Regions from separate parts of the Homo sapiens genome. Here region 1 is linked to region 2. Evidence: chromatin contacts called from ENCODE Hi-C or POLR2A ChIA-PET data. All regions are on one chromosome and are shown on one strand. Each heading gives the region's core, a stretch centred on a gene start or an enhancer-like site at or near the end of the contact. The rest is flanking DNA. Distances are from core to core; before and after follow the strand shown. Region 1 overlaps KIAA1217. Region 2 overlaps KIAA1217.

Region 1 (5,603 bases), core at 476-2,975, 110 kb after region 2:
TTTACTGTTAATATCCTTATTCTCTATTTTACCAGTGGAGAATGTTTAGTATTAATTTCCATTTAGCTCAAGATTCAAGAAATGCAAAGTGCTATTTTTATCAAATTTCTGAAAGCCTACTGTCTTCTGCTTTGGAAGTCCCACAACAGCTCTTTAATTTCCTTAAGCCCCACTTTCCTCATCAGCAAGTTGGTGTGGCAATGGATCATAATAGGTTGCTGGGAGGATGAAGTGAGATCCAGGCATGTGAAACACTGTACACAATTCCTAACACAGACTAAGGATGCAAATGTTAGGAACTTGCAGATTTAAAAAAAATTGCATTCTCAAAAAGATGCTCTATTTTAACAAATGAACAAGAAGACAATTTTGCATATCTTTTTGATACAGCCATTCTATTTCTTTTTCTTTCTTTCTTTTTTTTTTTTTTTTTTTTTTGAGACAGAGTCTCGCTGTGTCGCCCAGGCTGGAGTGCAGTGGCCCGATCTTGCAGTGGCCCGAACCTGCAAGCTCCGCCTCCCTGGTTCACGCCATTCTCCTGCCTCAGCCTTCCGAGTAGCTGGGACTACAGGCGCCCGCCACCACGCCTGGCTAATTTTTTGTATTTTTAGTAGAGACGGGGTTTCACCATGTTAGCCCGGATGGTCTCGATCTCCTGACCTCGTGATCTTCCCGCCTCGGCCTCCCAAAGGGCTGGGATTACAGGCGTGAGCCATCGCCCCTGGCCCAGCCATTCTATTTCTAATAAAGAACCCAAGAAAATAATCTACAGTTATCTACAAGGAGGCCCTGCATGATATGGTATTTGCCCACACACAGTGGAACCAACAAAACCAGGCAACCACATGCAATGATGAAGTAGCTATCATGTAACAGGAGGGAAAGAAGTTCACACATATAATTAAGTGGATAAAATCATATTAGAAAACAATGGGCTGGGCACTGTGGCTCACACCTGTAAATTCAGCACTTTGGGAGGCCAAGGTGGGAAGATCGCTTGAGCCTAGGAGCTCAAGGCCAGCCTGCGCAACATGTTGCAACCTCATCTCTACAAATAATACAAAAATTCGCCAGGCATGGTGGCGTCTGCCTGCAGTACCAACTACTTGGGAGGCTGAGGTGGGAGGATTACCTGAGCCTGAGTAGGTTGAGGCTTCAGTGACCTGTGATTGCGCCACTACACTCCAGCCCGGGGTGACAGTGTTAGACCCTGTCTCAAAAAATAAAATAACATAAATAAGAAAAAAAAATGGCATGTGCTTGTGGCATGTGGTTTCTTTCCTTTGAGTCTATGTGCCTAGAAAAAAATAGGAGAAGGATATACACCAAAATATTAACACAAGTATTCTATGTGGGTCATGGGATTGTAAATAATTCTCCTACTCTTAGTCTATTATTTCTAACATTCCTAGAATATCCATGGTTACTTTTGTAATAAAATTTTTTTAAAAACTCCCGAGATGTAGCATTAAATTATTTGTGCTTGCTTTTCTGATTTGTTTCTACCTCCAAAAAAAAAAAACCACTTAGCATTGAAATAACTACTGATAAATTTGAAACAACAGGAGAAAAACAGGAGATTTGATTTGAGAGTTTTAAAAATGGGAAGAACAATAAAATCATATCTACATGCGTGGCCTCTTCATTCCTCGTCATTTGGCCATCATTCTGTTTCCTCACGTTGATTACGTTTCGAGTTGCACCACAAGGGGGTGCCCTGAACCTAGCGAGTATGATACAGTCTCCAGCATAATCAAAGGAGGCAGCTGAAATCCCAAATTCAAGAGGAAACAAGACACAGGTCAACTGATTGCTTTTGGTCCATCTTCATCCTCTCCAAATGCCCCCAAATGGCCCTGGTTCAAACTCGGGCTGAATGTAACCAGTCTGTGAAAAAACTGTAATGGGCTGACTGCTTGCATAGTTAAAGCCCACGATAGAAGGGAGAGGCTTGATTGCTGCAAGTCTAAGAGATTTCATAAAGTTACCACTGAGGAATAAAAAATTAGTAGCCTCATGACACAAAACTAAAGAATATAACAAGACCAAACGTTGGGAAATAGTCTTGAAAGTAATTCTATCTTGGCCGGGCGTGACAGGATCCCAGCACTTTGGGAGGCAAAGGTGGGTGGATCACTTGAGGTCAGGAGTTCAAGACCAGCCTGGCCAACATGGTGAAACCCCATCTCTACTAAAAGTACAAAGAATTAGCCGGGTATGGTGGCGTGTGCCTGTAATCCCAGCTACTCGGGAAGCTGAGGCACAAGAATCGCTTGAACCCGGGAGGTAGAGGTTGCAGTGATCCCAGATTGTGCCACTGTACTCCGGCCTGGGCGACAGAGTAAGAGTCTGTCTCAAAAAAAAAAAAAAAAAAAAAAAAGTAATTATATCCTAAAGATACACAGTCTGTCAGTAACTGGGGGAGCAAAGTAATTTCTGATTATTTGGGTTAAAAAAAAAGAGCTACTAAATTGAGAAATCTAATTGTAATATAATTCCTTTTCTAACTGTTTAAAATACTTAAAGATGGAATAAAATTACGTAGCCTTGTGAGACTTTATAAGTCACACTAAGAATTATAGTTGATATAACAATAATAAAATATAAAGCCTCAAAGACCTTCAAGGGTAAATAAACTAAAAAGCAGCAACATTTAACAAAAAAGAGTTCAGGGTGATATCCCAACAGCTTCTAATTCTAAGAATTTCTAATTTCCTAAGGAATCTTAGAATCTAAAGTAATCCTATAGTGAATATAGGATAGTGGTTGAAAGTATAATTTCTGGAAAGAGAAAGAACTGGGCGTAAGCTTCATTTTCAACACTTACTATCTGTGAGACTTTGGGCATATTACCTTAGGCATGTTTCATGTACACTTTCTTCATTCATGACATAGTAATAATGATGTTTATATTATACTTTGTTGTATGAAATAACTTGAGAAAAATGCTAAAGCCAATATCTGACATACAGTAATGCAGATTTATGAGCAATTTGAAATAATTAATATTCTCATCAAATGAAAGCTAAGTCAGGCATGGTGGCTCATGCCTGTAATCCCGACACTTTGGGAGGCCGAGGCGGGCAGATCACTTGAGGCCAGGAGTTGGAGACCAGCCTGGCCAACATGCTGAGACTCCGTATTTACAAAAAACACACAAAAAATTAATTGGGTTTTGTGGCACACGCCTGTAGTCCCAGCTACTTGGGAGGCTGAGGCACGAGAATCACTTGAGCTTAGGAGGTGGAGGTTGCAGTGAGCCAAGATAGCACCACTGCACTCCAGCCTGGGTGACAGAGTGAGACTCTATCTCAAAAAAACAAAAAAAAAAAAAAAAAGAAAGAAAGAAAGAAAAGAAAAGAAAAAAGAAAGAAAGAAAGTATTAGAATGAACAAACACATTGGCTAACTATAGGACGACTGTGATCTCATTCACAGATCTCAGGTACTATGTGGCCAATGGATATGTCTGAACTCCTGTGTGCTCCTGTTCTCATGGGTCAAAGTAAGGAGACTGATTTTTAAAAAAACAAAACAAGTACACTTTGTGTGTGTATGTGTATATATATGCATACAATGGAGTGCTGGCTTTCAAAGTAGTGAGTTTGAAGGGTGACAAGATTATTTCTATGACCTTGCCATTGCAATGCAAAAAATAAACAAACAAAAAACAAATTGCAAAGCAAACCTGTCATATACAGGGTGACTATTCAGCCAGTTTTCACTATGGCCAACCACTGTGTATGGCCACTGTCCTGACTGGACAACCCATGCCACAGCACAGTCATTGATCTTCAATTTTGTGTCTCAATATCCACCCTTCCTACTTTGATATAAGACTAAAATGATGCAATAGATTTATGAGAGCTTTGAAATAGTTAATATTCTCATACAAATGCAAGAGTGTATGAGAATGAACAAACACATTGGTTAACTATAGGAGGACTGGTATCACATTCACAAATCTCAGAGTTCTTTCCTAAGCCTCCACATTCCCAGTTAACAAAGAGTGAAATTGAAGTATCCCTGCCCGGTGTTCTACAAAGTGCCTGGGAAGAGTTGACCCAGGTCGTCTCTGCAAGTGTGACAGATACTCTTAGAACTGCCCCAACCAAGTGCAGCCCATGGACATCGGGATGACCAGTTCCTTGAGAACTCTGCTTATTTTTGCCTCCATAACATTTAAAACCCCTAGACACACTAGATACTTTACTTATTTGCTCACTTCTTATCTGTCTCCTTCCCCTTGCACCCACACACTGAAATGTAATGATCACAAAGGCATGAATATCTTCATCCACATCCACGCTGAGTTTTCACTTACAGAATGAATGAATGAAAGGCTGGAAGAAGGCATTGGTTCTTGGGAGTCTTGGCTCTGTGCAGCTTGCTTGATTTGGGGGCTTACCCCCTGACAGTAAACTACTCTTAGGGTCTGGGGAGTTTACGTGCATGGCTCAGGCAGTGGTGCCTACAGCCTCAAGCAAGCCTGCACACTTCACAGCCCTGGAACAGGCCCAATGCTCACATGGCCTCACCAGCCAACCTGCTGGGACTCACTTCCAGACACCAATCACACTCCAGCCAAGAGCATTCCAATCTATCACCCCGACTCCCCTATGCGTTATTGCTTCTTGGTCGCTCTCACACCTTGAAAGGAGGAAAATACTCATCCTATAAGGAATTTCTGTTTGGCAGGGTTTCCCTTCACAATTTTCACTAAAACGCCCCTTCCTTGGAACACGAAACTTAAGTTAAACAAAAATACTCAGAACCCCCCAAGAAAAAAAGAGCTTGCAAACCTCTGGTTTCTATTTCCCTCTCATTATTACAAAGGCTTTGTATTGTAAGACATTCCATCCTTGCTTCAATAGCTGCCTGCGGGTGTGCTGCTGCAGGGGAATTAAGCTTTGTGCTGGCATAGCAGGTGCCAGTTAACTCTTGCCCAGGCCCTAGTCCAAAGGGGCCTTGCTTTAGGAGTGGCCTTCTCAAGCTTGGGCCCGGCCAAAGGTAAGAATTTTAATAGGGAAAAGAGGTGGGATAAGACATAAGATGATTTATTGAAGCTAGTCCAGAATGCACTTCTGATTCTCCCTTTTCTTCCATAGGAAACAGGCCCAGAGTGTAGAAACTCACAGATTCTGACCAGCTTGCATCCAAAGCAAGGTGATTCGTACTACTCCAGGCCCAGGCAGCCAGCTGAGGGATGCTTCTGAGTGTCTTGTCTTCCTCTACCTACAGTGGGCAGGGGCTGGCCTTCATACAAGGTCTACCCTGAAAGTTTCCATAATGGCTGGCCGTGGTACGAGTGGGGCATCTTATCTTGCCACTCTATGAGGGAGAGGTAAGGCTCAATGATCTGGAGAGCACTGGGCTGAGAGTCTGAGACCAATTCTTAGCCCAGGCCCTGCCTCAAACTCATTGTAACTTAGGCATTTATCTGGCCCTTAATTTCCTTATGCATTAAAATGAAGACTTGGATTAAACCTTTTTGGCAAATTTTAGCTTTAAGTTGCTTTAGACACAGATGGCCTCTGTTTTAGTCCGTATCATGTTGCTATAACAGAATACCACAGTCTGGGTAATTTATAAAGAAAATAAATT
Region 2 (5,965 bases), core at 2,442-4,941:
GAGCGTGCATGTCTATCATCCTCAGGTCACTGACTCTGTGAGGAGAGGCAGGGGGTGTTTTGGAGCCCAGTGTAGGCAAATGGCTATCCGGATATTTCCTTGATTTCTGTCTGTACAGTGATTGTTCCATATGCATTTCCGCTTGCATTGAGGGGTTACAATAAGCACTCGCTGACCGGATGGCGGTGCGGTGATATGCAATGATGTGGTCGGGGACATCCAGTGGGTGTCCACCATGGGATGAGGCTATGCTCATCCGTCCCTCGTGATAAAGGTAAGGATCAGCATAGAAACCCTCATTTCTGTACATTGCAATGTTTTTGCCACTCATGTCTTCATCAGGCTTGACATCTCTTCTTTCTAAAATGGCGCTTGGGCTTGGAGAGATGGGTCTGGAGACTGGCAGGCTGGAGATTCTGTCCCTGGGGATGGTGGCATTGCCAGGAACAACCATGGAGCGGGTGCCCCCATAAGGAATTCTGGACGGGGAGGGGGGCATGGAATGGGGCACTGGAGTAGACGGTGGGGAATTTGGAATCGCATGGGGTGGATGAGCAGTAGATCCGGGGCGAGGGGCCCCAGGGCCATCTCCTCTTGCATAAACAAGTTCTCTCTGCATCTGAAAAGAAAACAAGGGATCAGAAAGTTGACTTTGATATTCGTGTTTCAAGAGAAGTCTCAGTGTGTAACCGTGTGACTTCCCCTGCAAGATGTATACACCCTCATCCTGGAATCTGTGAATATGTTTCCTTACATGGCAAAAGAGACTTTGCAGATGGGGTGAAGTTGAGGATGGTGAGATGGGAGATCTTTATCCTGGTGAACTCAAGGCAATCACAAGGGTCTTTATATGCGGAGGAAGGAGGCAGGGAAATCAGCTCCAGGGGAGATCTATGCTGATGGAAGTAGGGTTAGAAGAGTTTGGAAGGTGCTATGAGAAGGGGCCATGAGCCAAGGAATGTGGGCAGCTGCTAGAAGCTGGAAAAGGTGAGGAAATGGATCCCACTCTGGAGCCTCCAGAGGGAGGATGACCCTGCCGACACATTGATATTGATGTGCAAAATCCATTAAGGACTTCTGATCTCCATAAAAGTAAAATGATACACCTATGGTGTTTAAAAAAATCATGACGTTTTAAGCCACTAAATTTATGGTAATTTGTTACAGCAACCACAAGAAATGAATACACCTGATGGAGAGTGCAATTTTGTGGGATTTCAGGAAAAAATAGTGTGGTGGCTTAAATTTTAATGTCACAGCTTCTTAGAGATGCTGCTTAATAAATGCAGGTCTAGTGTATCAATAGTGCTCACGCTGAGTCTTCTAAAACTTGTCCTGAGCACGTTTTTCTACTGTTAGCCCTGGGAAATAGTAACCATGTTTCCCATCTTTCAAAGTGGATACAATCTAGGGAGATGAGCAGGGGGAAAGGAGATGCATGGGGGAAAACCTGGAAGGGAAGTTTCATTCATTCACCAACTCTTCATTTGAGCCTATGAGAAATCAGCATGGAGAGGCTGGAAGGAAATAATTAAGCAATAAGAGTACAATGGCAGTGGACCCTTGAAGAACACAGCTTTGAACTGTGCAGGTTGACTGATACACAGATATCCTCCCTCCCCTGCCACTCCTGAGAGAGCAAGGCCAAGCCCTTCTCTTCCTCCTTCTCACCTATTCAACATGAAGTTGACGAGGATGAAGACCTTTATGATGATCCACTTCCACTTAATAGAAAGGAAACACATTTTTTTCTTCCTTATGGTTTACTTAAGAACATTTGCTTTTCTCTAGCTTACTTGATTATGTGAATACAGTATATAATATATATAACATTCAAGCTATGCGTTAATCGACCATTCAAGTCATCTGTAAGTGTTCTGGTCAACAGTAGGCTGTGAGTAGTTAAGTTTGCGGGGAGGTAAAAGTTCTACACAGATTTTTTTTTTTTTTTTTTTTTTTTGAGATGGAGTCTTGCTCTGTCTCCCAGGCTGGAGTGCAGTGGCGCAATCTCAGCTCAGTCACTGCAATCTCCACCTCCTGGGTTCAAGTGATTCTCCTACCTCAGCCTCCCAAATAGCTGGGATTACAGGCATGTGCCACCACACCCAGCTAATTTTTGCATTTTTAGTAGAGACGGGGTTTCTCCATGTTGGCCCGGCTAGTCTTGAACTCCTGACCTCAGGTGATCTGCCTGCCTCGGCCTCCCACAGTGCTGGGATTATAGGCATGAGCCACTGCACCTGGCCTCTACACTGATTTTTTTTTTTACTGTGTGTGGGGGACTTAGCATCCCTAACTCCCACCTTGTTCAATGGTCAACTGTAATTTGCAACTATGTTACTGTGTTTAGCAAGGGAGTAGAATAAAAAAAAAAATAACTCAGGATATGATGATTTCATATATTTTTGCTTTGGTCAAGGTGCAGTGGGGAAATGACCACTGAGATTCTCCAAATAACTGAGGGAAGGAGAGACAGGCTCCATCCATTCTTCAAGTTCTATTGGTGAGGTCACAGGAGCCCACAGTCCCTATCCTGACTTCCAGGAGATGTGACAGAGAAGAAGGGTATAAATGGTTGGAGGGTGGATGAGGGAGGGACCCGAGGAAAGAGGTGGGGGCTTGAATGGCAAGAACCAAGATGAGCAGCCAAGAGACCCCATGATGTGGATGATGTGGAAGACAGTAGGGATAGTAGAGGCACCAGGAGAAGGTTGAAAATGAAACAGAGCCTAATGCACAGGATACAAACTAACTGCTTCTTTATCACAAAAATTCACTGCATGTAGTAAAGAGTATTTACCAAGCACTTGGTAAGTGCCTGGGGTTATTCTAGGATACAGTTCTAAAGAAGCCCCCAAGTTCCATGGAAACTCCCAAGCGCCATGGAGAGGGCACCTTCTTTCTTAAACTTCGTAGATAAGAATGCAGGAACAACCAGTGGGACTCCCATGGCTTCCTTATCTTGCTCCTGGAAGGATCCAGCGGTGTAGAATCCCTGCCCTGCAAGTTTTACATAGACAAGTGGATTTCATAATGAAAGTGACCAATGAGAAGTGCAAATAAGGTGCTAATATGTAGCAACAAAAGGGAGCCCTTTTTGAATACATGACCTGGGCACCACGGAATTGGCCTCTTGGCTCCTATAGGGGCTATTTCTGGGCCCCCTGGAGTATGCAGGCTCCTCCCTCACAATTACAATTTTATCTCCACTTCCTCTCTACTCCCCTCCCAAAACACACACAGAGCTCCCATTATGATAGGCTAATCTGTTCTCCCTTCTCTAAACCTAACTTGTGATATCCTGATGCTGTCCTCACTCCAGGGTCTCTCTCCCCATGTGCTAGTTCTTGGGGATCCATATGAAGGTTCGAGGTCAGGCTCCAGGTGCGTCTGCTCTGCATGGCCCCTGCCCTGATGCTCCAGCCCATGAGGACCTCCCTGCTCATTGGACACCCTCATGACTCAGGTGCTCAGTGCTTTAGACCAGAAGGAACAGTCCCAAGGTCATTGCATGATAATACACCTGACTGATGCTCATTCCAGGGAGGCTGGGCAACCGCGTGACACAGGTTTTGCAGGAGAGCGACACGGATCCTCTATAAATACCTCTCTCACTCTGCCTTCACAATTCAGGGCTCAATAAAAAGCAAAGTATGGCTCAGCAGGAAGCAGCACAGGGCTTCACAGGTCATAAAATACAGGAGGGACTGGCTCAGCGAGCAGCGGATATGTGGGCAAATTCTCCACATAATCAGATTACACAATGCAATAACCAACCAAAACAAACATCGAGATAAATTCATCACATCGACTCAAATATGCCACTGTTTATAAAGCATTACACAGTGTCCAAGGCAAATCACATACAACAAATGGTAGGTACTGTTGTCATTATTGTTATTAATTCCAGAAAAATATTTAAAATATGTAGAACTGCCTGGGCACAGTGGCTCAGGCCTGTAATCCCAGCACTTTGGGAGGCCGAGGCAGGCGGATCACTTGAGGTCAGGAGTTCGAGACCAGCCTGGCCAACGTGGCAAAACCCCCTCTCTACTAATAATACAAAAATTAGCTGGGCATGGTGGCATGCACCTGTAGTCCTAGCTACTCGGGAGGCTGAGGCAGGAGAATTGCTTGAACCCGGGAGGTGGAGGTTGCAGTGAGCCGAGATAATACCACTGCACTCCAGCCTGGGTGACAAAGTGAGACTCTGTCTCAATCAATCAATCAATCAATATAATATCTAGAACCCTCTTGGTATGAACAACAGTCCTAACTAGGTCAGTCACTATTCCCTGTTCTCTTTTCCTTCCTTAGCCACCTTCAGAGTACATCTTTATCTGGGGGACTACGATCCCAATTAACCAGCAGAAGCTTTCCTCTTTTTGGCAGGAGTGTAAAAAGGGACATTAAGATTCTAGGGTCTCGGTGCAGTGGTTCACGCCTATAATCCCAACATTTTGGGAGGCTGAGGTGGGCGGATCACTTGAGGCCAGGAGTTTGAGACCAGCTTGGGCAACATGGCAAAACCCTGTCTCTATAAAAAAATACAAAAATTAGCCAGGCGCAGTGCATGCGCCTGTAATCCAGCTACTCAGGAGGCTGAGGCACACGAATTGCTTGAGCCTGGGAGGCGGAGGTTGCAGTGAGCCAAGAATACACCACAGTACTCCAACCTGGGCGACACAGCAAGACTCTCTGTCTCCAATAAAATAAAGTAAAATAAAATAAAATAAAATATTCTAGAGAGTATAGAACTGTCCAGAAGGATAAATAATATTAGTAAAAAGAAAATGTAAAATTTATTTAAATTCATAAAAAGTTGAGTACATTTCTTTGAAAACAGCAAAGGTATTTACATAGGTATTTTAAAAACATGCTTGGTGACATGCAAAAAATGGTTAGGAGATATATAAATAACCTTTAAAATGAAACATTTAAAGATCTAACTAGAATATCTCAATAGATTTACTAGTGGTATGTATAGATGAGATTAGAAAGAAATATAACAATTAACTAAAAGTAATTCTGATACATTGTATTGGGCATTCATGTGGGAAACACCAGTGATAGTCGAAATATTTTACAGCTAATATCCAGTATGGCATGGACACCAACCAACCAGAATGGGACCTCAGCCAATGAGGACGGCTGCTTGCCATGAACAGTCAGCAGCCCGGATCTGGAGCTAATCCTGTGTGTCTTCCCTGCCCTGTCCACTTCAAAATAATCTTGCCATCATCCAAAAGGGTCACCGAAAGAGTCACCATCAATCTGAGTTATCCACAGTGGCGCTGAATACAAACATTCGGTTGTGACAGAATTGGTAATCTGAGGTTGAATGTCTCTATCAACACAGGTGACTTAGATGTTGGAAGTCTTGGCAGAATTCTTATGTTGGTTTGCCAAGCTGTGACTGACTTTCTAAGACGGAGTTTTAAAAAGAACCAGGATCATGTATTTCATCCTTGGCTCTAAACAGAGCCCAAGAAGAAAAATGACACAATGATCCCAATATAGAGTGGGAAACATTTGTTTTAAAACCACAACTAGAATGAACCCTTACGATCAGACAACTTGGGAATCCTACCATAAAAGACAGGGACCAACCTAAGGCAACTCGCTCTTAGGATGTGGGGGAAGGTAAGGGGACATCACTGGAGGGATGTTTTCAAGTCTTCAATGTGATTTCCAAGGTCACACTTGCAATAAAAAGTAGAATTTAGAGACTCCAGAATCTGATAGATGGAAGCAGCATGATGGTTAAGATTGTATAATTCACAGTTTAAAACAAACCCAGCCTTTGCTGCGGGTATTCTTACTAAGGAGAGATCTTCCTAGAATCTGTCACCAACACAGATTTATTTTGTTTTGGTTTTTAACTGTTATTTGGCTAATGAGTAAAGACATGGCATTAAATACATACTGGGTTTTTCCTGCGCTGGTACTCAAAGTCAGACCTTGT

The links. Hi-C counts contacts between places; a loop is a spot of excess contacts on that map. ChIA-PET counts read pairs that join two places held with the same protein, here RNA polymerase II (POLR2A). Pooled maps may share reads with other maps.
Region 1: a loop to region 2 is called in a map of MCF 10A, with 2.3 times the contacts of the local background. The contact joins two enhancer-like sites. A Hi-C loop is called at or near these places in 1 of 168 maps with a recorded cell type or tissue (MCF 10A) and 3 of 50 pooled maps. POLR2A ChIA-PET finds 5 or more read pairs at or near these places in 2 of 52 experiments (AG04450 and MCF 10A).

Annotation. Positions count from the first base shown.
Region 1 is chr10:24,356,818-24,362,420 of GRCh38, reverse strand. The region is part of intron 2 of KIAA1217; the gene reads right to left. Among named protein-coding and RNA genes, the nearest start is that of MIR603, 84 kb to the right of the region's middle. RefSeq lists enhancers at 1,743-1,802, 1,833-1,912. Within about 2 kb of position 1,725, at least 3 of the 41 ENCODE cell types and tissues checked have a DNase peak (open chromatin) inside an H3K27ac peak, as active enhancers do.
Region 2 is chr10:24,467,882-24,473,846 of GRCh38, reverse strand. KIAA1217 reads right to left here. Exons shown (of 21, transcript NM_019590.5): 6 at 1-619. Among named protein-coding and RNA genes, the nearest start is that of MIR603, 200 kb to the right of the region's middle. Within about 2 kb of position 3,691, at least 8 of the 41 ENCODE cell types and tissues checked have a DNase peak (open chromatin) inside an H3K27ac peak, as active enhancers do.